2 separate regions of the Homo sapiens genome follow, and region 2 is linked to region 1. A link is a loop called in an ENCODE intact Hi-C map of the cell type or tissue named here. Cell type or tissue: B cell. All regions are shown on one strand. Each heading gives the region's core, and the rest is flanking DNA. Links, peaks and the distances in the headings are about the cores only.

The links. A loop is a pair of places that touch in the nucleus more often than their neighbours do. Peaks named below come from ENCODE experiments on the same cell type or tissue, not always from the same donor. Only the 100,000 strongest peaks of a DNase experiment are listed, where the experiment ranks them.
Region 2: it touches region 1 in a loop (2.5-fold over the local background); 5 of 110 quality-filtered maps call a loop at or near these places.

The regions. Positions count from the first base shown.
Region 1 is chr15:52,562,719-52,579,234 of GRCh38, reverse strand. ARPP19 (cAMP regulated phosphoprotein 19) reads left to right here and starts at 10,205. Exons shown (of 3, transcript NM_006628.6): 1 at 10,205-10,387. The coding sequence starts at 10,343. RefSeq lists enhancers at 9,676-9,805, 9,859-10,605, 10,606-11,354 and silencers at 10,276-10,335, 10,406-10,505. In B cell, for the core only: no CTCF peak of the experiment used is centred there; a DNase peak (open chromatin) is centred at 10,144; H3K4me3 peaks cover 1,472 bases; H3K27ac peaks cover 2,355 bases.
Region 2 is chr15:52,181,736-52,188,221 of GRCh38, reverse strand. GNB5 (G protein subunit beta 5) reads left to right here. Exons shown (of 13, transcript NM_016194.4): 2 at 3,528-3,671. The coding sequence starts at 3,546. The region is part of intron 2 of CERNA1 (competing endogenous lncRNA 1 for miR-4707-5p and miR-4767); the gene reads right to left. Among named protein-coding and RNA genes, the nearest start is that of CERNA1, 5.0 kb to the right of the region's middle. RefSeq lists an enhancer at 3,648-3,817. In B cell, for the core only: CTCF peaks have their summits at 4,275 and 4,474; a DNase peak (open chromatin) is centred at 4,471; H3K27ac peaks cover 256 bases.

The sequences.
Region 1 (16,516 bases), core at 8,663-11,162:
CAGGGCTGGTGACTGCTGAAAATTTGGTATGTGATACACCATATGGTTTGCTAGACCTAGGAAAACAGGATCAATCTAAACGGAAGTAGGCTTTTCATATTGGTGAGCATTAACTCTAAATCCCTAGACTATCCGTATATAGCACTGGAATCAGCCCATTCTACTCCATCATGGGCTGTCTGTGGGAGATATGGCAAAAATGTGGACATGGGGAGAAGGAAGAGAATATCTGAATGCTTGCAATGTGCTAGGCATTGTACAGTCAGTTTATATGTCACTGAGTCCTTAAAAACCATACTTCAGAAAAAGAGTGGAAATTCTAGTTATTCTCCAGTTAAAAGGGGGTTTGAAGCTTGCCCAAGGTCATACTGGCAATAAGTAGAAGAACCAGAATTCCAATCTGGGTTAAAGATTGTCTTTTTCACTCTACTACAGTGATATTTTGCCTTTTTTCCTCATTTCCATTATATTTTTCCACCAGAAATATACTTTCCATCAATATTCTTGGAAGTGAAGATAATAACTTTCCATGTGGTAAGTGAGATATAGTAAGGAAATGCCTACCTCAAGTGTCCAGTTTTTTTAAAACCTACAACTTTGGGAATGAATATCCTAATGCAACTCAGAAGCTATTCGACGTAATATACTGTCAGGAGGCATGAGGTAAAGATTCAGTTTTTCAAGTCTCTTCCAGGTCCCCTTTTACCCTATTGTTCACTGGTTTTTTGTTTTGTTTTGGCTTTTGTTTTTGTTTTTTGAGATGAGTCTTTCTCTGTCACCCAGGCTGGAGTACAGTGGCGTGATCTTGGCTCACTGCAATCTCCGCCTTGCAGGTTCAGTTGATTCTCCTGCCTCAGCCTCTTGAGTAGCTGGGTGCCTGCCACCATGCCCAGCTAATTTTTGTATTTTTAGTAGAGACAGGATTTCACCATGCTGGCCAGGCTGGTCTCGAACTCCTGACCTCAGGTGATCCGCCCACCTCTGCCTCCCAAAATGCTGGGATTACAGGCGTGAGCCACCGCACCCAGCCCTTTCTTTTTAATTTATTCAAAATTTTCCTGTTCCAACCACTAAGTCTCTAGAGAAGTGGGATCATCCACTTTCTAAGTTCCACTTTCAACACGCAAGTTGTTGAAACTGCTGTTTACAGTTATCTGACCTGTTTATTCAGTTAACAATCTCTGGGCTTTGCTCATAGAAATCACCATTCATCCCAGGATTTTTGGTGTTCAGTATCTCACTTGTTTTCCCTGAGTTGATTTTCCAGTCTCTTCCTCTCATTCAAAATGTATTCTGTTCTTGGTGTTTGCTACACTCAGATGATAAAGGTGAATTTCCTCTCTCAATTGTTTGAGGATTGAATGGAGGGAGACACTACTTCATCTCCTTATTCCTATAAACTCTTGAACTAGGCCAACTAAACCTCAAAAAGAACCCTGTTCTTTTTAAAGCTTTTATACACCTATCAAGTTCCAAATCAAAAAACTATTTTGTGCATGTATGCATCAGAATCACCAGGGGAACTTTGGTTAAACATCACTTCTTGGACCTTGCCCCAAACTTAGTGAGAATCTCTGTCTAAAGGGTCATTCCATGATTCTATTCCCTATGGCTAATAGAATTAATTAAAAATTCCGTTCCTTGGTTGCCCTAGTTACATTTCAAATGCTCAATAGTCATATGTAGCTAGTGGCTACTGTATTGGAGAGCACATATATAGAATAGTTCCATCACACAAGTTGCTATAAGACAGCACTAATCTAGAATACACACATACCTTGGAGATGTTGCAGGTTTGGTTCCAGACCACAACAATGAAGTAAGTCATACACATTTTTTTTTATTTCCAGCGCATATAAAAGTTACATTTGGCCGAGCACCCTGTAATCCCAGCATTTTAGGAGGCTGAAGCAGGTGGATCACCTGAGGTTAGGGGTTCAAGACCAGCCTGACTAACATGGTGAAACCCCGTCTCTACTAAATACAAAAAATTAGGCATGGTGGCACATGCCTGTAATCCCAGGTACTTGGGAGGCTGAGGCAGGAGAATCAACTGAACCCAGCAGGTGGAGGTTGCAGTGAGCTGAGATCATGCCATTGCACTCCAGCCTGGGCAACAAGAGCGAAACTCCCCTCAAAATAATAATTTAAAAAGTTACGTTTATACTATATTATAGCTTAGAAGTGTGTAATAGCATTATGTCTAAAAAGATGTAGACACCCTAAATAAAAAACAGATTATAGGGCTGGGCATGGTGATTCACACCTGTAATCCAAGCACTTTGGGAAGCTGAGACAGGTAAATTACTTGAGGCCAAGATTTCAAGGTTAGTGAGCCAAGCTCACTCCAGCCTCAGTAACAAGTGAGACCCTGTCTCTAAAATAAATAAAAGTAAAAAATAGTTTATTGTCACTTGAGCCCGGGAGTTCAAGGTTACAGTGGGCTATGATGGCACCTCTGAACTCCAGCCTGAGTGACAATGTGACACCTTATCTCTAAAAAAAAAAAATTAATAATCTATTGCTAAAAAATACTAACAATCATCTGAACCCTCAAGGAGTCATAATCTTTTTGCTGGTGGAGGATCTTGCCTGGATGTTGATGGCTGCTGACTGGTCAGGATAGTGGTTGCTGAAGGTTGGAGTGGCTGTGAGAATTTCTTAAAATAAAACATCAATGAAGTTTCTCATCAATTGACTCTTCCTTTCACGCAAGATTTCTCTGTAGCATGCAATGCTGTTTGATAGCATTTTACATACCCACAATAGAACTGGTTTCAAAACTGGAGTCAGTCCTCTCAAATCTTTCCACTGCTTTATGAGCTAAGTTTATGTAATATTTTAAAATATTTTATTGTAGCAATCAATCTGAAAACGAAAGCAATTACATTTACAATAGCTACAAAAAAAGTAAAATACCTAGGAATAAATTTAAGTGAAGAAGTGAAAGACCTCTATGAGGAAATTTATAAAACACTGATGAAAGAAATTGAAGAGAACACACACAAAAATGTAAAGCTATCCCTTGCTCATGGATTGGAACAGTTAATATTGTTAAAATTTCTATACTACACAAATTGTACTACAAAACTATAGTAACCAAAACAGAATAGTACTGGCACAAAAACAGACACATAGACCAAAGGAACAGAATAAAGAACCCAGAAACAAATATACAGCCAACCCATTTTTGACAAAGGTGCCCAGAACATACACTGCAGAAAGGACAGTTTCTCTGGTAAACAGTTCTGGGAAAATGATATCCATATGCAGAAGAATGAAATTAGATCCTTATCTTTCACCATATACAAAAATCAAGTCAAAATGGATTAGAGATTTAAATGTAAGACCTGAAACTACTAAAAAAATACACTGAGTAAATGCTCCAGGACATTGGTCCGGGCAAAGACTTTTTAGGTAACACCTCAACAGGTGTTGCACAGGCAACAGGCCGGGCGCGATGGTTCACGCCTATAATCCCAGCACTTTGGGAGGCCAAGGTGGGTGGATTACCTGAGGTCAGGGGTTCAAGACCAATCTGACCAACATGGTGAAACCCCATCTCTACTGAAAACACAAAAATGAGCCAGGTGTGGTGGTGCCTGCCTGTAATCCCAGCTACCCGGGAGGCTGAGGCAGGAGAATTGCTTGAACTCGGGAGGCGGAGATAGCAGTGAGCCGAGATCGCACCATTGCACTCCAGCCTGGGTGACAGAGCAAGGCTCCATCTCAAAAAGAAAAAAAAAAAAAAAAAAGCACAGGCAACAAAAGCAAAAATAGACAAGTGGGATTACATCAAGCTAAAAATCTTCTGCATAGCAGAGTAAACAAGTGAAGAGAAGAGAAGCTACAAAGAACATTTGCAAACTTCCATCAAACAAGAGATTGAATATATAAGCAACCCAAACAATAGCAAAAAAAAAAAACCCAAATAATCCAATTTTAAAATGCACAAAAGACCTGACTAGACATTTCTCAAAAGAAGACATATGGCTGTGTACAGTGGCTCAGGCCTGTAATCCCAGCACTTTGGGAGGCCGAGGTGGGCAGATCACTTGAGCTCAGAGTTCAAAACCAGCCTGGACACCACAGTGAGACTCTCTCTACAAAAAACTACAAAAATTATCTATGCGTGGTGGCACACACTTGTAATCCCAGCTACTTGGGAGGCTGAGGAGGACTGTTTGAACCTGGGAGGCAGAGGTTGTAGTGAGCCAAGATCACACCACTACACTCCAGCCTGGACAACCAAGTGAGACTCTGTCTCAAAAAAAAAATGTTAATTAAAAAAAAGAAAAGAATTCAGATCCTTGGCCAGGTGCAGTGACTCATGCCTGTAATCTTGGCACTTTGGGAGGACAAGGTAGATGGATCACTTGAGGTCATCAGGAGTTGGAGACCAGCCTGGCCAACATGGTGAAACCCTGTCTAAAAATTAGCCAGGTGTGGTGATGCATCCTGTAATCCCAGCTACTCGGGAGGCTGAGGCACGAGAATCGCTTGAACCCAGGAGGCAGAGGTTGCAGTGAGCCACTGCATTCCAGCCTGGGTTGGCAGAGTGAGACTCTCTCTCAAAAAAAAAGAAAGAAAGGAAATCAGTGTGTCAAAGAGATATCTGCATTCCCATGTTTACTGAAGCACTATTCACAATAGCCAAGATATGGAGTCAACCTAGGTGTCCATCAATGGATGAATAGGTATAGAAAATGTAGTATACATACATAATGGAATATTATTCAGCCATAAAAAAGAATGAAATTCTGTCATTTGCAGCAACTGGATGGAATTTGGGGTCATTATGTTCAGTGAAATAAAAGTCAGAGGAAGTCAAATGTAGCATGTTCTCACTCATATGGGAGCTAAAAAAAGTGGATCTCATGGAGATAGAGAGAGGAATGGTGATTACCAGAAGCTGCGAAGGAAGAGGGGAGAGGAGGATGAAGAGAGGTTGGTAATGAATACAAATGAAGTTTCTGTTGTCATTTCAACAACATTCACAGCATCTTCATCAGGAGTAAATTCCATCTCAAGAAACCAGTTACTTTGCTCATCCATAAGAAGCAACTCTTCATCCATTCAAATTTTATCATGATATTGCAGTAATTCAGTCACATTGTCAGACTCCACTTGTAGTTCTCTTGCTCTTCTTGTCACATCTGCAGTTATTTCCTCCACTGAAGTCTTGAATCCCTCAAAGTCATCCATGAGGGTTGGAATTAACTTCTTCCAAACTTCTGTTAATGTTAATACAATGACCTTCTCCCTTGAATCACAAATGTTCTTAATAGCATCTAGAATGGTGAATCCTTTCCAGAAGGTTTTCAATTTAGTTTTCCCACATCTATAAGACAAATCACTGTATATGACAGCTATAGCTTTACAAAATGTATTTCCCATTAAGACTTGAAGCACTCTGGGAGGTCAAGATAGGCGGATCACCTGAAGTCAGGAGTTCGAAACCAGCCCGGCCAACATGGCAAAACCCCATCTCTACTAAAAATAAAAAAATTAGCCAGCTGTGGTGGTGTGTGCCTGTAAATCCCAGCTACCCAACAGGCTGAGGCAGGAGAATCGCTGGAACCCGAGAGGCAGAGGCTGCAGTGAGCTGAGATTGCACCCACTGCACTCTAGCCTGGGCAACAGAGCAAGACTCCAACTCAAAAAAAAAAAAAGACTTGAAAGTTGAAATTATTCCTTGATCTATGGACTACAAGATGGATGTTGCGTTAGAAAGCATGAAAACAACATTAATCTCCTTGTACACCTCCATCAGGGCTCTTAGGAGACCAAGTGCATTGTCAATGAGCTACAATATTTTGAAAGGATTTTTTTTTTCTGAGCAGTAGGTCTCAATAGTGAGCTTAAAATATTAACTAAACCATGTTGTAAACAGATGTGCTGTCATCCAGGCTTTGTAGTTCCATTTGCAGAGTACAGGTAGAGCAGATTTAGAACCCTAGGATTTTCAGAATAGTAAATGAGCATTGGCTTCAGCTTAAAGACACCAGCCACAATAGCCCCTAAGAAGAGAGTCAGCCTGTCTTTTGAAGCTTCGAAGCCGGGCATTGACTTCCTCTAGTATGAAACTCCTGGATGACATTTTCCAACAGAAGGTCGTTTTGTCCACATTGAAAATCTGTTGCTCATTGTAGCCCCCTTAGTCAATTAGCTTAGCTAGATCTTCTGGATAACTTGCTGCAGCTTCTCCATCAGCACTTTCTACTTTGCCTTATACTTTTATGTTATGAAGATGGCTTCTTTCTTTAAACTTCATGAACTCACCTCTGCTAGCTTCAAACTTTTCTTCTTTAGCTTCCTCACCTCTCTGAGACTTCACAGAATTGAAGACAGCTAAGCCCTTGTTCTGGATTAGGCTTTGGCTTAAAGGAGTGTTGTGGCTGGTTTGCTCTCCTATACAGATCACTAAAACTTGGACCATATCAGCGATAAGACTGTCTCGTTTTCATATCATTCATGTGTTCACAGGAGTAGCACTTTTAATTTCCTTCAATAACTTTCCTTTGCATTCATAACTTGGCTAACTCTTCGTCACAAAAGGCCTAGTTTTTGGCTGTCTCAGCTTTTGACATGCCTTCCTCACGAAGCTTAATCATTTCCAGCTTTTTAAAAATGTTTAATCTATTTATTTGTTTATTTAGAGACCGGGTTATGAGACTGGCTAATTTTTGTATTTTTGGTAGAGACGAAGTTTACCATATTGCCAAGGCTGGTTTCAAACTCCTGGGCTCAAGCAATCCACCAGCCCCAGCCTCTCAAAATGCTGGGATTACAGGCATGAGCCACCGCACCTGGCCATTTCTAGCTTTTGATTTAAAGGAAGAGATATGCAACTCTTCCTTTCACTTGAACACTTAGAGGCCATTGTAGGGTTATAATTTGGCCTAATTTCAATATCGTTGTGTCTCAGGGTATAGGGAAGCCCAAGGAGAGAGAGACAGGGGAATGCTGGTTGGTACAGCAGTCAGAGCATACACATTTATTGGTTAAGTTCACTGTCTTATGTGGGAGTGGTTTGTGGTACTCCCCCAAAATTACAATAGTAATGTCAAAGATAACTGATTACAGATCACTATAATAGATATAATAATAATGAAAACGTTTGAAATATTGCAAGAATTACCCAAATGTTACACACGATCACAAAGTAAGCACATGGTGTTGGAGAAATGGCGCCTATAGAGGCTGGATGCAGGATTGCCACAAACCTTCAATTTGTGAAAAATGCAGTATCTAGAAGTACAATAAAATGAAGCCCCAAAAAACAAGGTATCCCTAGATGGCAGTTTAGACTATGAATGTCCACCGGGCGCAGTGGCTCAAGTCTGTAATCCTAGCACTTTGGGAGGCCGAGGCAGGCCGAGCACTTGAGGCCAGGAGTTTGAGACCAGCCTGGCCAACATAGCAACACCCCGTCTTTACAAATTATTATTATTATTATTTGAAACAGTTTTGCTCTTGTTGCCCAGGCTGGAGTGCAGTGATATGATCTCAGCTCACTACAACCTCCATCTCCTAGGTTTGAGCAATTCTCCTGCCTCAGCCTCCCAAGTAGCTGGGATTACAGGTGCCCACCACCATGCCCAGCTGATTTTTGTATTTTTAGTAGAGATGGTTTTACCACGTTGGCCAGGCTGGTCTCGAACTCCTGACCTCAAGTGATCCACCCGCCTCGGCCTCCCAAAGTGCTGGGATTACAGGTGTGAGCCACCGTGCCAGGCCTACAATTATTAAAAATACAAAAATTAGCCGGGCATGGTGGCATGTGCCTGTGGTCCCAGCTACTTGGGAAGCTGAGGCAGGAGAATCACTTGAACCTAGAAGGCAGATTGCAGTGAGCTGAGATGGTGCCACTGCACCCCAGCCTGGGTGGCAGAGTGACACTTTGTTTCAAAAAAGAAAAAAAACTATGAAGGTGGAAGTTATTTCCTGGAGGCTGTGTAAACATAGAAGAGAAGGAGATCCAAGGACAGAACTGTTAGAATCCTCCCATTAAGAGGCAGGTTAAGATTCAACAGGGAGGTTAAGTAGGAGGAAATCCATGAGACAATAGTATCCTGGAGATCAAGAGAAGGAAGTTTTGACAAACAGGGTGCTGGGGACCAGTGTGCAGTTTTACACATTAAGGTTCATAATGATGCAGAGTGGTGTTAGTTGGGAAAGAATGGCTTTCCAGACAGGTCCTCATTGTGGAGCATTGCCCATGGTGAATTCTCCATTTGACCAAAGTCTGCCCCCAGAAATTCAAACTTCCCCTTCTGCGAGTGTCACTATCAGAAACAGATTCTTTTTATCCAAGGTCACATAGCCAATTTTAAAAAAAAGGCCAGATGTGGTGGCTCGCTCCTATAATCCCAGCACTTTGGGAGGCCGAGGCGGGTGGATCACTTGAGGCCGGGAGTTCGAGACCAGCCTGGACAACACGGCAAAACCCTGTCTCTACTAAAAATACAAAAAATTATCAGGGTGTGGTGGTGGGCAACTGTAATCCCAGCTACTTGGGAGGCAGAGGCAGGAGAATTGCTTGAACCCAGGAAGTGGAGGTTGCAGTGAGCCGAGATTGTGCCATTGCACTCCAGCCTGGGTGACAGAGTTGAGACTCTGTCTCAAAAAGAAAAAGAAAAAAAAGTTTTTTTTCTTTTTGTAGAGACAGAGATTTGCCATGTTGGCCAGGCTGGTCTTGAACTCCTGAGCTCGAGCGATTTGCCCGCCTTGGCCTCCCAAAGTGCTGGGATTACGAGTGAGCCACTGTGCCCAGCCACAGCCAATTTTCTTGAGGCTGAGTTTCATCATTAAGTGTATGTCTATCAGATTTTAACTCAAGTTCACAAATACATTGATATAGGACATATACTAGAACGTCAGTCAATTTATTAATAAAAATACAACTGTTAAATGCTTCAGTGGCCTAACTACTGCACTCTTCTTTCTCTCTGCAGTTCTGCTTAAGGGAAAGGCAAATTTTCAGTATGTTACTTTGTGAGTATAGAAGGAGAACAAATATGTCGTGGATCTTACAGTTTCTCAGCTAGCCCAGCGTGAGACATTCTTAAGGGATATCTTTGTCAAACAGTTGGCCTGTTGAACCCTTTTATTTTCAATACTTCCTTGGCTGACAAATGCCTTCCTTCGTTTCTCCAAAAGGAGTGCAATATTAACTCTTTTTGTTTTTCTAGTTGCAATTCCAGTGCAATTCTTCCTGTCTGAGATTCTACATCCTGGTTGAGTTTCGATGGTTTCCAAATTCCTTATCCAGGCATTTAGGGTCTTTCAATTGTTCCCCTGCCCCCAGAAATGCATTCATTTTCTGTGGCTTTTTACTAGTTTAACTTTTAGAGGGCAATCTTATTTCCAAGTTTCTGAGGGACACTTTGTTGGAACCAACAAACATTGCGAGTAACTATTCAGATATCAAGTAGAATGAGGATTCAGTAAGAAGCCGCAGGACTTGGCAAATAAAAAGGTCATTGGGGGAGCTCAATGCTAGCAGTTTCGGTAAGCTTGTGGGAGTGGACCCCCTGGGAGTGGACAAATGAATCTGAATTCCTTCGTTAGATATCTAGGAAGTGCTGGACCCTCAGAGTAAAATATAAGTAATTACAGACGAGATCCCTGCCCTGGTGCGGCTTATCTGAGAAGGAAAGGTGACCTAAAGTCACGACAATTGTGTAATGATACAGTTCATGTTGTTGAGGAACTGTACAGGGCTGTGACAGCCTTTAAGAGGTGGCTCTGGCCTAGTGTAGAGGTTTAGGAAGGAAAGGTTCTGAGGCAGAGACGTAGGACTGGAGATGTGAAGGCGTGGCAGAGTGGAGCAAGACTTTTGGCGTGCCCAAAAGACAGCCTGTGTGGCTACAGAGCGGAGAGCGAGGAGAACAGAACTAGGCGAGGATGGGTAAGTGGAAAGAGTAAAATAAAGCTCCTAGAACGAGGGGACCAGAGTGGACAGGAAAGGGCGGGGAGGGGCGGTTCCACTTAGAAACTACAATTCCCAGGAAGCACTCGGCAGCCACAAACGGATGTGAGGTGAGGCAGGAGCGGCGACCTTTGAAGGAAAAAAGGAAGTGTTTGGACGACAGCGAGCGGGAGAAGCGGGGTCAAGTAGGTAGGGGTGCGGTGCGGGAGGGGCAGGCGGGCTCCGGCGTGCGAGGGCCTTGGCCAGCGGAGCGTTTCGCGGCTCCGTGTCGTCATAAGGCGGCGGCCATTTTCGCGGGCGGAGGCGGCCCGGCGGGCCCTGGGAGAGCTGGGACGGGCGGCGGCCGGGTGGCCTCGGCCACCCGCTAATTGCATCTTTTCCCGGCGTCTCGTCTGCAGAGGGAGCACTATGTCTGCGGAAGTCCCCGAGGCAGCCTCCGCGGAGGAGCAGAAGGTGAGCGCGCGGGGCGTGAGCCCTGGGCCCTGCCCAAGGCCGGGTCTGGCGGGCGGCCTGCTCCCGCCAGGCGGAGGGCCGCGCCCGAGATGCGGGGCCGAGGCGCATGAGGCCGAGGCTCCTGCGCCCCACCTTTGGCTTCCCGCCGTCGCTGGCTGGTGCGCCGACGAATTGGGAGTTCCAACGTGCCCCGCGTTTACTCCGAATCGTGCCTTTTGTAACACCTCCGTGGGTCGCGGTGTTCCTCAGTCACTTATATTTACGCGAGAGCCCAGGACGCAGGCTTTGGGCGTAGAGCCTAAGTTTTTCTGTAAGCCTCAATTTGGTTAGGAAGTTTTATTTTTTCCTTTGAAGAACTCTCCAACTACTTGTATTGTGAGCGTGCGGTTCACTCCAAAAGCAGTGCCTCGTGTGCGGGCCGCGATGTGGGCCAGGATTGGCATTTCAGGGCCAACCCTTGTAACCATGGTCAGTGAGTAAAGTCCGGCCTTCAGTGTCTTCACCTGTAAAGGCCGAATACTGGTGCTTGCCTCCCACGGCGGGGTGAGGCCTAGAGGAGGTGAGTCAGGTGTAGTGTGCAGCGCAGTCTGTGCTCAAAAAGGTTTCAGTCGATGGGACTCAAATATGGTACTTGACTAAAAATCGAAAGGGTGGAATTTTAAAATTTTACTCACGAAATTAATCAGGGTTTTATTGGAAACAGGAATATTTTGTAAACGCCCTTGTGTCTTCCTGATGTAGGGGAATAGGCCGGGAGTGTCACTGTGGTTCAAATTATGAATATCAAGCCTTTGTATTTATCTAGGCTGGTGTTTGTCTCTCCCACTGTAATTATTTCCACCGCCCTGCCCTCCTAGGCAGGTGTGACTGGCCGAGAAGTGAGAAAGGGCCGAGGTATCTTGTCTCCTAAATTGTTTATCAACAATTTTTCTTACAAATCAGGTTGTGTTGCCGTTAAATACGATTTTGGTCTACTGCTTGACCTTCGTGCGGGTTTCTGCTTAATGTTGCACTTATGTCCTAATTAAGTTGGGAATTGGATTAGTGTTCTAAGCCCATTCCATATGTTCTTAAAACCGTGTTAACTTTTCTTAAGTTGGGTGCTTCTGTTAGGATGTTAAAGTAATTGAAAAACAAGAAAACATATAGCATAGGTAAAAGTCCAAGTTACCACATTATTTGAGAATATCCCGTGAAAATAGATATATTTACGCATTACCAAAAAAATGGATTTTGGGGGCAAAAATACAAATATTAAAGTTTGCAATCTTAACAGTATTATTAAGTATCACCTGCTTATTGTAAAATGCGTATTGTGTTCATTATTGCTTGAAATTTAGGAGCCCCCAAAAATAACAAGTCCCTGTCTGTGGTGGTTTGCCTTAAACACTTACATCAAACTTAGCATTAACTTCTGGTGCACAGTAGTGTGCTATGTAATTTTCTTTGATAAGTTCTGTTAGTATGTTGCCAAAGTATGCAGTATTGACTTCTAGAGTGTAAATACTTTTACTTGGAAAAGCCTAATGTATCTTTTAACAATATTAAGGATAGCTTGAACGTTTTCTCTTATTGATTGTCTACATTAAACATTTAAGGTGCTTTGGTTTTAGCTGCTGTCATTAAAATCAACCAAAGTGTGTTAGGAATATAATGTTCCTTCTTAAATTGAGGATTGGCTGTAAATGCTAAGTGCCTGTGGCGTGGATGGTGTCCCTAACCATGAAGAAAATGTGCACAGTCACTTCTGTGTTCCTGTGGGCCAAATCACCTGTTTCTTCTATTTGGAAGATCAGTTCGATGACCTAAAAAATTAAGTTATTGTCTGTGTACCCAATTGACCTTCCACTTAAAGCCAAAGTATTCAGCTAAAAATACCTTTATAGTTTACTGGTAGGTTGCCTGTTGCCGCTAAAGAATTAAGGTAGATAGCTGGGCCTTGCATGGAGTAAAAGCTAAGTCACTTTCTCTATCTTGAGTGGTGTGTGCACCCTTGGTAAGAGAAGAAAACCAGATAGATTCCTGTCTTGTATTAGGAAACAATATGTACAAACATAAAAAATAAGTATAAACTCTTATCTCTTAACTTGTATACCACTCTAAGACTAAAACAGCCAGGCGTGGTGGCTCTTGCCTATAATTCTGGCACTTTGGGAGGCTGAGGCAGGAGGATTGCTTGAGGCCAGGAGTTTGAGACCAGCCTGGTCAACATAGTAAGATTCTGTCTCTACAAAATAAAATAAAATAAAATAAAAATTAGCCAGGTGTGGTGGCATGTCTGTAGGCCTGTAGTCCCAGCTACTTGGGAGGCTGAGGTGGGAGGATCACTTGAGACCAGGAGTTCGAGGCTACAGTGAGCTACTTTTAAAATATTTTTTAAAAATTTAAAAGGCCTGTGCTGTGGCTCACAGCTGTAATCCCAGCACTTTGGGAGGTCATGGCGAGTGGATCACTTGAAGCCAGGAGTTGAAGACCAGCCTGGCCAACACGGTGAAACCCTGTCTTTACTAAAAGTACAAAAACTAGCCAGGCATGGTGGCCCACACCTATAATCCCAGCTACTCGGGAGACTGAGGCATAAGAATTGCTTGAACCCAGGAGGCAGAGGTTGCAGTGAGCTGAGATCATACCACTGTACTCCTGCCTGGGCAACAGAACAAGATTCTGTGTCAGAAAATAAATAAAATAAAATTTGGCCGGGCACGGTGGCTCACACCTGTAATCCCAGCGCTTTGGGAGGCCGAGGCTGGCGGATCATGAGGTCAGGAGTTCGATACCAGCCTGGCCAATATGGGGAAACCCCCTCTCTACTAAAAAATACAAAAATTATCCGGGTGTGGTGGCACGCACCTGTAGTTCCAGCTACTCAGGAGGCTGAGGCAGGAGAATTGCTTGAACCTGGGAGGCGGAGGGTGCAGTTAGCCGAGATCGTGCCACTGCACTCTAGCCTGGGCAACAGAGTGAGACTGCATCTCAAAAAAATAAAATAAAATTTAAACTAAAACAGATTAAATACAACAAAGCCAGTCTAAATTTTTGATTGTGTGCTTGGTATTTTGCTGAAACTAAATTTCCAATGTATTTGGAATATGGCAGCAATTGTTAAAAGTTGAGGGAGTTTTTGAGTTTGTCAAGTAAACACTCCCCTAGGCCATGTGGTGGCTCAGTTCCCCTTTTAAGAGTAAACTATGAGGTCACTAAGTTTCCAGAGTCATAGATACAATCACATTTTAAGTTCAGCTCCATTCTTTTCTCATTTTCTTGGACAGTTGGAGTAACCTGCTGAGTCTTTGTCAAAGAAAGCTCAGATGCAGAACCCACATAGCACTACTTAGATGCAACGTGGTGATTCAGATTCCCCAGAATATGCTTATATTTGCCTTTGAGATAACCACTGAAGTGAAAACAAAACATTTAAAAGTTTTGAGTACAGATCTCATGAATCTATCAGCAGTAAGCTAAGGCATGTGTACTAGTCCTGGAGGGGAGAAGAGGCAAGTGGAAACTTAAAACAGATAATTCTGGCCCTACAGGGTGGCTCTTGCCTGTAATCCCAGCACTTTGGGAAGCCAAGGTGGGAAGATCGCTTGAGGCCAGGAGTTTGAGACCGGCCTGGGCAACATAGCAAAACCCCGTCTCTAAAATAATAAATCTACACCTGTAGTCCCACCTACTCCAGAGGCTGAGGGGAGGATCACTTGACCTCCAGGAGGTCAAAACCACAGGGACCTTTGATGGCACCACAGTGAGCTTTGATGGCGCCACTGGGTGACTGAGGGAGACCCTGTCTCAAAAAAAAAAAAAAAAAAGATGGTAATTTTAATTGCACTGTGAGCAGCTTATGCTCAGGGACCCTGGTTTATATATCTGTTCTCTCACAGCACTCAACATTGTGCTTGACATTATTTACAAAATGGTTGAATGGATTTTCCTCAGAACTTTTCTGTTAAAACCTTTGCCAAAGTACTATTTCAAAACAAATGACAATGCTAGTACCACAGAGAAGAATAGACCATGGTAAGATGAAAACCTTAGCTTAGACCCACTTAAGAACTCTTGAACGAAACTACAGTGATGTGTGTATATATTTTTTCGTTTGTGTTGTGGCCTTAATTTTTTTTTTAAGATCTCAATAGCAAGTTTTCTAGAGGTTATAAGACTCACCAAACTAATATGTCTTGGAAAGGATACCCACAGGAAAGCTGTCAATGAAATTATTTGTCAGGTAAGAGATACAGGTTGGTGCCTTTATGAGTGGTAGAAGAGGAAAAGAACCTTTATCTGCATTATTTTAATATATCAACCATAAAGAGATATAAATTGTTTTCCCATGCTTCCAGTATTTTAAAAATAGGAGTTCATATTGGTATTTTCAGGAGCTCTTTTGACAACTACTTTTGGTTACCTAAAGGCTGAAGAATGTTTTTGTTATGTTTGAGACAGGGTCTTACTCTGTCGCCCAGGCTGGGGTGCAATGGCACAATGATAGCATATTGCCGCCTTGAACTCCTGGGTTCACCTAGCCTCCCACCTCAGCCTCCAAGTAGCTGGGACTGCAGGTGTGAGCAACCGCCTCATCCATGTTTTCTATTTCTATTCAGAGTGAACACAACATGCTCCCTTGGTCTCTGCAACCATCGATTCCTAACAGCCTAGAGGTAAACCTCAGAAAAGTTTTTAAATGTTTCTCTTAGCCGTCTTAGCAGTTTGCGATACAACAGTTTGTTAGGGTTGCTTCTTTTGTTTGTGCAAGACTTGAATACTTAACTTCTAATCCAGAAGCTGTGTTTACTATAACATAAAATATTAAAGATGAGCTGATGGTGAAATCCTCAAGTGTGAAGAAAGTTTCTTAGCTTTATAGCTTTATGGAAACAAGTACATTGTATTTTTTCATTCAGATGAATGAACTTTTATTGAACATTCATTAAATGCTAGGCACTAGGCAAACAAAGACTTAATAGAATGACAACAGTAATTTTCCATAGAGCTTGATACAGTATTGGTACCTTCCTGGCAGTATCCCAAAGGATTTGTTGGCTTTCATTAATCCTTTCTAGTTATTCGTCAATCAGTGCATCAGTCAACATGTTGCTGAGCAGATAGAGGAGAATTTGCTTAGAGTGGTCAGATTTTTATTGCTGACGTTGCTGTATAACCCTCCTCTGCCGAAGGCTGAAAAGTGGTATCAGTCATTGAGACATAATTCTGCTCAGTGTATAATAGACTACAAAATAATCCTTAGTTATTTGAGTGTCCTTTTTACGTGTATATATTTATAACTTATACCCCACCTATTCACAGAAAGGATTTCTGATGTATTTCAGTGGTACAATTCACAAAAATGCACATGCCGAGACAATAACTATTATTAAAAATACTGTTCTTAAGATTTTTGTTTTTGTTTTTTGGATACATACATCGTATACATGTATCTGTGTGTAAACATGTATCTGTGTTACCATATCCTGGGGTTCCTTTCCCAGCTTGTAGCCAATAGCCAAAAGTTCAGAATTCTGCCTTCTGCGGACCCTATTATCAATTTAGAAGCTACTTACCTAAGTAAATCCATTTACATTACAGCATCTATTTTTAAAATGTAGTAAAATTGCTGTGTAACACAAAGGCTTCTTGGAGAATGAAACTTCAAAACCAGATTTGAATCATAAAAAATACTTCTTCACGGTGGCTCACACCTGTAATCCCAGCACTTTGGGAGGCAGAGGCAGATGGATCACGAGGTCAGGAGTTCAAGACCAGCGTGGGCAAGATGGTGAAACCCTGTCTGTACTAAAAATACAAAAATCAGCCAGGTGCGGTGATGGGCACCTGTAATCCCAGCTACTCGGGAGGCTGAGGCAGGAGAATCACTTGAACCCAGCGTGGGGAGGGGTGGAGGTTGCAGTGAGCCGAGATCGTGCCACCACACTCCAGCCTGGGCGACAGAGTGAGACTCTGTCTCAAAAAAAAAAAAAAAAAAAACTTCTTAAGCTTGCCATATCCACCCCCTTTGTTGGCCCTTTCTATTGTATCTTTTTCATTAATTTCTGCTTTTTATTTCTCCATTTTCTTTGGGCTCCTTTCTTTGTCTAACTTCTTAAATTGGATGCATCGCTCATTGAGATTTAG
Region 2 (6,486 bases), core at 3,147-5,646, 390 kb after region 1:
CTCAAAAATTGGAGTCTCCGTTAAAAAATGGTGTTTTCCAGTAATATGCAATGACGTGAAGATGAAAATGCTATTATATAAAGTAGTATATGGCATATAATTCCAATTTGTTAAAAAGTACACACATATATACTTATAAAGATACTAGAGGAAAACATAAAATGCCAACAGGTCAGTTGTTGGTGTAGGGCATGTGGGCGATTTACTTTCCCCTTTTTGTGTCCTTCTGTTTCCACTTATTTATTTATTTATTTTTAATTTTTAATTTTCTTTGAGATGGAGTCTCACTCTGTCACCCAGGCTGGAGTGCAGTGGCATGATCTCAGCTTACTGCAACATCTGCTTCCCGGCTTCAAGTAATTCTCCTGCCTCAGCCTCCCGAGTAGCTGGGATTACAGGTGCGCACCACAACGCCAGGCTAATTTTTGTATTTTTAGTAGAGATGAGGTTTCCTTATGTTGGCCAGGCTGGTCTCAAATTCCTGGCCTCAAGTGATCCACCCGCCTTGGCCTCCCAAAGTGCTGGGATTACAGGCATGAGCCACCACACCTGGCCCTGTTTCCAGTTATTTATAATGAACATTATCAGCATCTTTTATAATTTGAAAAAATTCAAAATTTAGTTTGAGAAGAAAAACATTGCCTCTATCTAGATATGGAATATCGGCTATCTTTTCAACTTGTCTTTCTCTCCCGTGCCTCCCAGCCATCCTTCTATTCCTCCTCCACTTGGTGCCATAGGTTCCTCTCGCCTTCCATTCCCATAGCTGCTCCTCTGTCCGCAGCTCATTTCCTCTTCTCCAGAACATAGCAATCTCTTAACCTAGTTTGTTTTCCTGCCGTCCCTTCTCTCTCTCTCTCTGACCTACTTCTGGAAGCACAAATGCTGGAATAATCCACGTGGATGACACTGCTCCCTTGCTTAACAGCCTGTGGCTCACCGTCCTAATGCTATTACTGGGAGTGTTCAGCCCAACCTTGTTACTGGCTGCCTTTACAGGGCTGGGGAGTGGGATGCAACAGTTACCAAGCCCCACCATGGGCCAGGCTCTGGAGGGCAGGCCCTTTTTTGTTAACTCACCTTTTGTGACAAAACCATGCAGCTTGACCATGCTAGCTTGGAAATAGGGTTCCAAAGTGTGTATTCATGCTACTTACAGACTCAGCTCTGCCGCTGACCTTGAACTTGTTTAATCCCCCTGCTTTTCCTCAGCTGTAACACAGATGTCCTGCCTCCCTCCCAGGGAGAGGCGAGGGCTGGGCACTCTGTGGCAGTTGGTAGCTGGTTTCCTTGCGAGCTGTTGTCCCTAAGGGATGCCCTGTACACCTTTGTTGCCCAGAGGTCTCGAACTGTGCTGACTGCCCCTTTGCTGTAAGAGCTCAGCCCAACTCATGAGCCCCCATTATCTCTCCAGCCCCAGGGTGGGCTCCACATGGCAGACGTTCCTCATCAGAAATGTCCCCAACTGTCACCTCCCCCATAAATGCATCCCTCTCAGATTTGACTCTGTTGAAATGTTCAGACCAGCGCCCCCAATTATCTTTATGTTCAGGGGTTCATTTCTTTGAATCTTGACGGGGCTCACTCTAGAACACCTACCAAATTGACAGGGCCACACTGGCTGCTCCCTTCCCCCTTAACCGCTTTGTCCTCATCTCCAGCAATGGCAACATAACCCCTCGGTCTCCCAAAGAAATCTAGGCCACAGCACCCACATCTCCCTCTCCTCAACTCCACATGCCAAATCCAGCTCCTTCTCTCTTTCCTAAGCATGGTCCAAGTCCATCCCACTACATTGCTTTGTGGGCCTAAAAGGAAGAGGCTGTAGCACAAACCAAGACTTAAGGAGTTTACTTGAGCCAAAGTGAGGACAGATTCCTGGAAGGCCCAGACCCAAGTAACCTTGGACATTATCTCTGTTTGGCCTTTGTTACAAGCAGTTTTTTTAAAAAGGCAAAAAAGAGGGACCGGGAGTGGGCTGATACAAAGTTGTTAGGAATTCTCATTAGTTTACAGAAATAACATTGATTAGCGACTGGTTATACATTGTTACACTACAGGGTGTGGGTTATAGTGTCCAGTGTGGCATTATTAGGTTATTTTTTAGCTACTTGTGCCAATGGCAAGCAGTTTCAAGAGATGAGGCCAGGTGTGGTGGCTCATGTCTGTAATCCCAGCACTTCGGGAGGCCGAGGTGGGTGGATAACTTGAGGTCAGGAGTTTGAGACCAGCCTGGCCAACATGGTGAAACCCTGCCTCTACTAAAAATACAAAAATTAGCCTGGCATGGTGTCTTATGCCTGTAATCCCAACTACTTGGGAGGCTGAGGCAGGAAAATCGCTTAAACCCAGGAGAACGAGGTTGCAGTGAGCCAAGATTGTGCCACTGCACTCCAGCCTGGGAGACAGAGAGATACTGTCCCAAATAATAATAATAATAATAATAATAATAATAATAATAATAATAAAAAGATGAATACACAGCTCAAAGTGGGGACTAGAACGTTATTGCTGTCTCATTTTCATGATTCTCTGGGCCTGATAATTTAAAAGGGCTTGCATTCCTCAGATAAAAGTTACTTTCTCACCTTTAGTCCATGACTTCCTCGCGTCTTGTCTGAACCGTTGCCATAGGCTCCTCTTATGCTTTCTTTGGCATCCCCAGCCTCACCCTGCCCCTACCCATGTCCCTCCTTCCCAAGGCAGCCACTGTTCCCGCTATTGCTGCCACTCAGGGCAGCATGACCTCGCTGGCACACTCCCTGTATTACCGACCTTGAGCTAAGTGCTTTACGCACTGACTCTTATCATTCTCTTGACAACCCCAGAAGGGTAGATTTTAAGATCTCCACTTGACAGATTAGCAAAACCAAGCTTCAGAGAGGTCAGCTAACTAGCCTCAGTGGTGGGCCGGGACCAGGCAGCCAGAGCCTGTCCCTGTAACCACTAGATGCTTGTGCTGCCTCCCTGCAGCGGCCTGGGCCTGTCTGTTGACTTCCTTGTGAACAGGCAGGGACCCTGGGTCTTTGGCTGTCAAATGTTTAATAAGTGAGTGCTTGCCTTGCACGGAACCCACACCACACTTACTCAGGCCCCTGGCTTTGGTTGGGGTCAGGCTCCATCATTTGCTGACCCTTATCTTTAAAAGTTCACCCTGAGGGGAGGAATGTTTTTAAAAGTTTTAAGTTATAGCATCCATTACAAAAACGTTTTCCATTGTGAAACCCCACAGAATTGATATTGTGCTGCAAGGATCAATCCTGCCTGACGCAGGTCTGCCAGCTGCCAAAAAACTGGTTAAACGTGTTAAGTTCAGAAAACCTATTGTCTGATGCTTTCTCACTGATTAAATGAGTTGTATTGACCCAGCATGTTGTAATAGTTGAAAGGTTATAAATTAACTGCATATACTCTATCCCACATGTAGACGTCTGAATAGCTACCACGGTACAAGCAAGAAGAGATTTTAGAAAGTTAAAACCATTGGCTTTTCTCACACCCCCTCCCTTCTTTTCACTTTTTTTCAGCTTTATCTTGGGTAAAAGATGTGTGATCAGACCTTTCTCGTTAATGTATTTGGCTCATGTGACAAATGTTTCAAACAACGAGCTCTGAGACCAGTTTTCAAGAAGTCTCAACAACTCAGCTACTGTTCAACATGTGCAGAAATTGTAAGTGCCACTTAAAAAAAATTCAGTTATCTGTCTTAAAACAGTCAAGCGAGGGTCCTGTGACAGATGAGATGCCATAGAATCAGCTTATATAACACACACTTTTCAGTATGCCTGGGCTTGGTGAGGCAGTATAGTACAGAGGTTCAGGGTGTGGACTCTGGTGTCTGACTGCCTGGGTCCAAATCCTATTGATGTTCCTAGTTATTGGTGTGCAAGGAGGTTCTCACCTCTCTCCTGAAGCCTGTTTTTCCCATCTGCAAATAGGAATGCTAATAGCACCTACATCATAAGAGTTTTATGATGATCAAATGATTTCATTTGATAACTTATTTTAAATAGTACCCAGCAAGGAAAGTACTCAATGAATGTTTTAGCTTCTATTATTTCTTAGGGCTAATACTTTTTTCTTCTGACTTCTACAAGTCTGCTTGGCAGGCAATCAAGCTAAAAGAGAAGCTGGCAAATAAACAGTCTAGGAGCATCTTTCCAAGGACCGGTCCCAGTGGTGTGTAGGTCCAGCTCTAATGAAGATGGAATCTCACAGGGCCTCAGTAGTGAGCAAAATTCAGCTCAGAAGTACTCCTTGGGCCTAAGCCTTCAACAAAGACTAGGAATGGAATACAAATCCTGGAATTTTTCAAAGTACACAAAATCAAGTCCTCACCAGAGGTGGCTGTGCACAGGCTTCAGATCTTGCAGCAAAAATGCCCACAGCATCACTGAAGCCCTAAGAATTAGTCCTATCTCTGAGAATTTGCAAAGCTGCGCTCAATAGTGCAGCTGAGCAGAGCCCCCACTTGGTGAAAAGTGGTAAAGCACTCCTCCTGAAAAGCCCAGTAGGAAATCCCCACACATTTAAAAAAACAACAACAAAATCCATAATACAACCAAAGAGAGGAAAGATGACTTTTACATTTTATCTAACTGAAAAAGAAAAGGCACTTTTTATCCTCCTGATTCCACTGTAACCCCTGACCATGATTACATTAAAAATTATTCCCTTAAAGCAAATAGCAAGTAAACAGCCCAGGGTGGCATAAAAAGGCTTTGATACAGCATAGCAATTTGGATATGTCTTCAGCCTAGGTGTAGTGGGCTTCTACCTGTAGTATATTTCTACAGTCTACGTTCTAACTTGGCCCTGCAAATTGTAGAACTGAGGACATTTAGTTCTTAAAAATAAACCTGCTTTCTGGGGGCCTTACCCCCCCCCCATTATTTATTAATCTAACTCTTCTGCTTTTTAAACAACTTCCTCTGCAGGTGGAATAAGCCCAAGAATCCCAGATTTTGAGTCCTCTGTGGCACACAGGTTCTCCCTAGCACAGGGGCCATGCCTGGAGATACTTTTCTAGGGAATAGTTGCCAGCTAGCGCTACTATTAGGTTGGGGCAAAAGTAATTGCGGTTTTTGCCATTGCTTTCAATTGAAGCAGTGGCACGATCTCGGCTCACTGCAACCTCTGACTCCAGGGTTCAAGTGATTCTCGTGCCTCAGCCTCCTGAGTAGCTGAGGTTACAGGCACAAACCACTATGCCTGGCTAATTTTTGTATTTTTAGTAGAGAGAGGGTTTCACCATGTTGGCCAGGCTGGTTTTGAACTCCTGACCTCAGGTGATACACTCACCTTGGCCTCCCAAAGTGTTGGGATTACAGGTGTGAACCACTGCGCCCGGCCCACACAATCTTACTTAATTCTCATAACAATTCTCATTGCTTTCAATTGAAAGCAATGGCAAAAACCACAATTACTTTAATACAATCTCTACTCTCTACTTGGGGGTTCCCAAATATTCAGACAGCATCATTCAGCTGAAGAGACATCCAGTGACTGACAGCTGGCCTTTCATCCAACTGTTTGGGATTATGTAGACACAGTCCCCATTGGGCCCTTTTTGTGAATAGGAGTGACCCTTTATCTCAACCACTGTGGAATGTAGCTGACCTCAACTTTTCTGATATCCAGCTTCCTCAGTGGGAGTTAACACCAAAATACAAGAAAGTACTTGGAAAACTGCCTAACCATTAAAAGTCTGATGGCCTCATCTCTAGATAGTTGACTCTCCAGGTTGGAGGCTGTTCGAGGTTTATTTTACACAAAGAACCCCCAGAAGAGGGCACACACCAGTGAGAAGTACCACGTGCCTCAGGTCTTCACAGCCAGGAGGACCTTGAACCACACACACATCCTGCAACGGTCCAAACAGAGCCAGCCTAAGGAGGTGATGAGATGAGGCTGCCTTGCCTGGGCCCCCTGAGATGGCCCTTGTGAGAAGAATCCCCCATGACCCAGTGTCTCATTTAAATTACCTCATGTGAACTGCTCAAGCGTATCAGGCAGCCTCAGTAATAATAACAGATGCATACTGTGTGCCACGCACTGCTCTCTCCGAATGCCATACAGAGTCTGAAGGAGGTGTTGTCCCCCATTCACAGATGAGGAGCCTGAGGCACCACAAGTAAATCCCTCAGGCCACAGAGCAGAGCCAGGATTTGCCCCCAGGCAGTCAGATCTAGATAGAGCCTGTGCTCTTAACCTTTTGCTTTACAAACTCTCAAACAGGTGTAATATTTTTGCTTTTATATATTCTTATCTTATACTTAATAATTGTATTTATATATTTATTCATTTATAAACATGTTTGTTATATGTTTATATTTTTAACATAGTTTATACAGATTTATATATTTTATATATTTTTTATACATCCATTTAATAAACTAGCATTAACTGAGCACCTACCATATGCAAGTACTATGCTAAATATCTAAATACTAAGGAACAGCGACAAGTAAACCTATTATTATACGG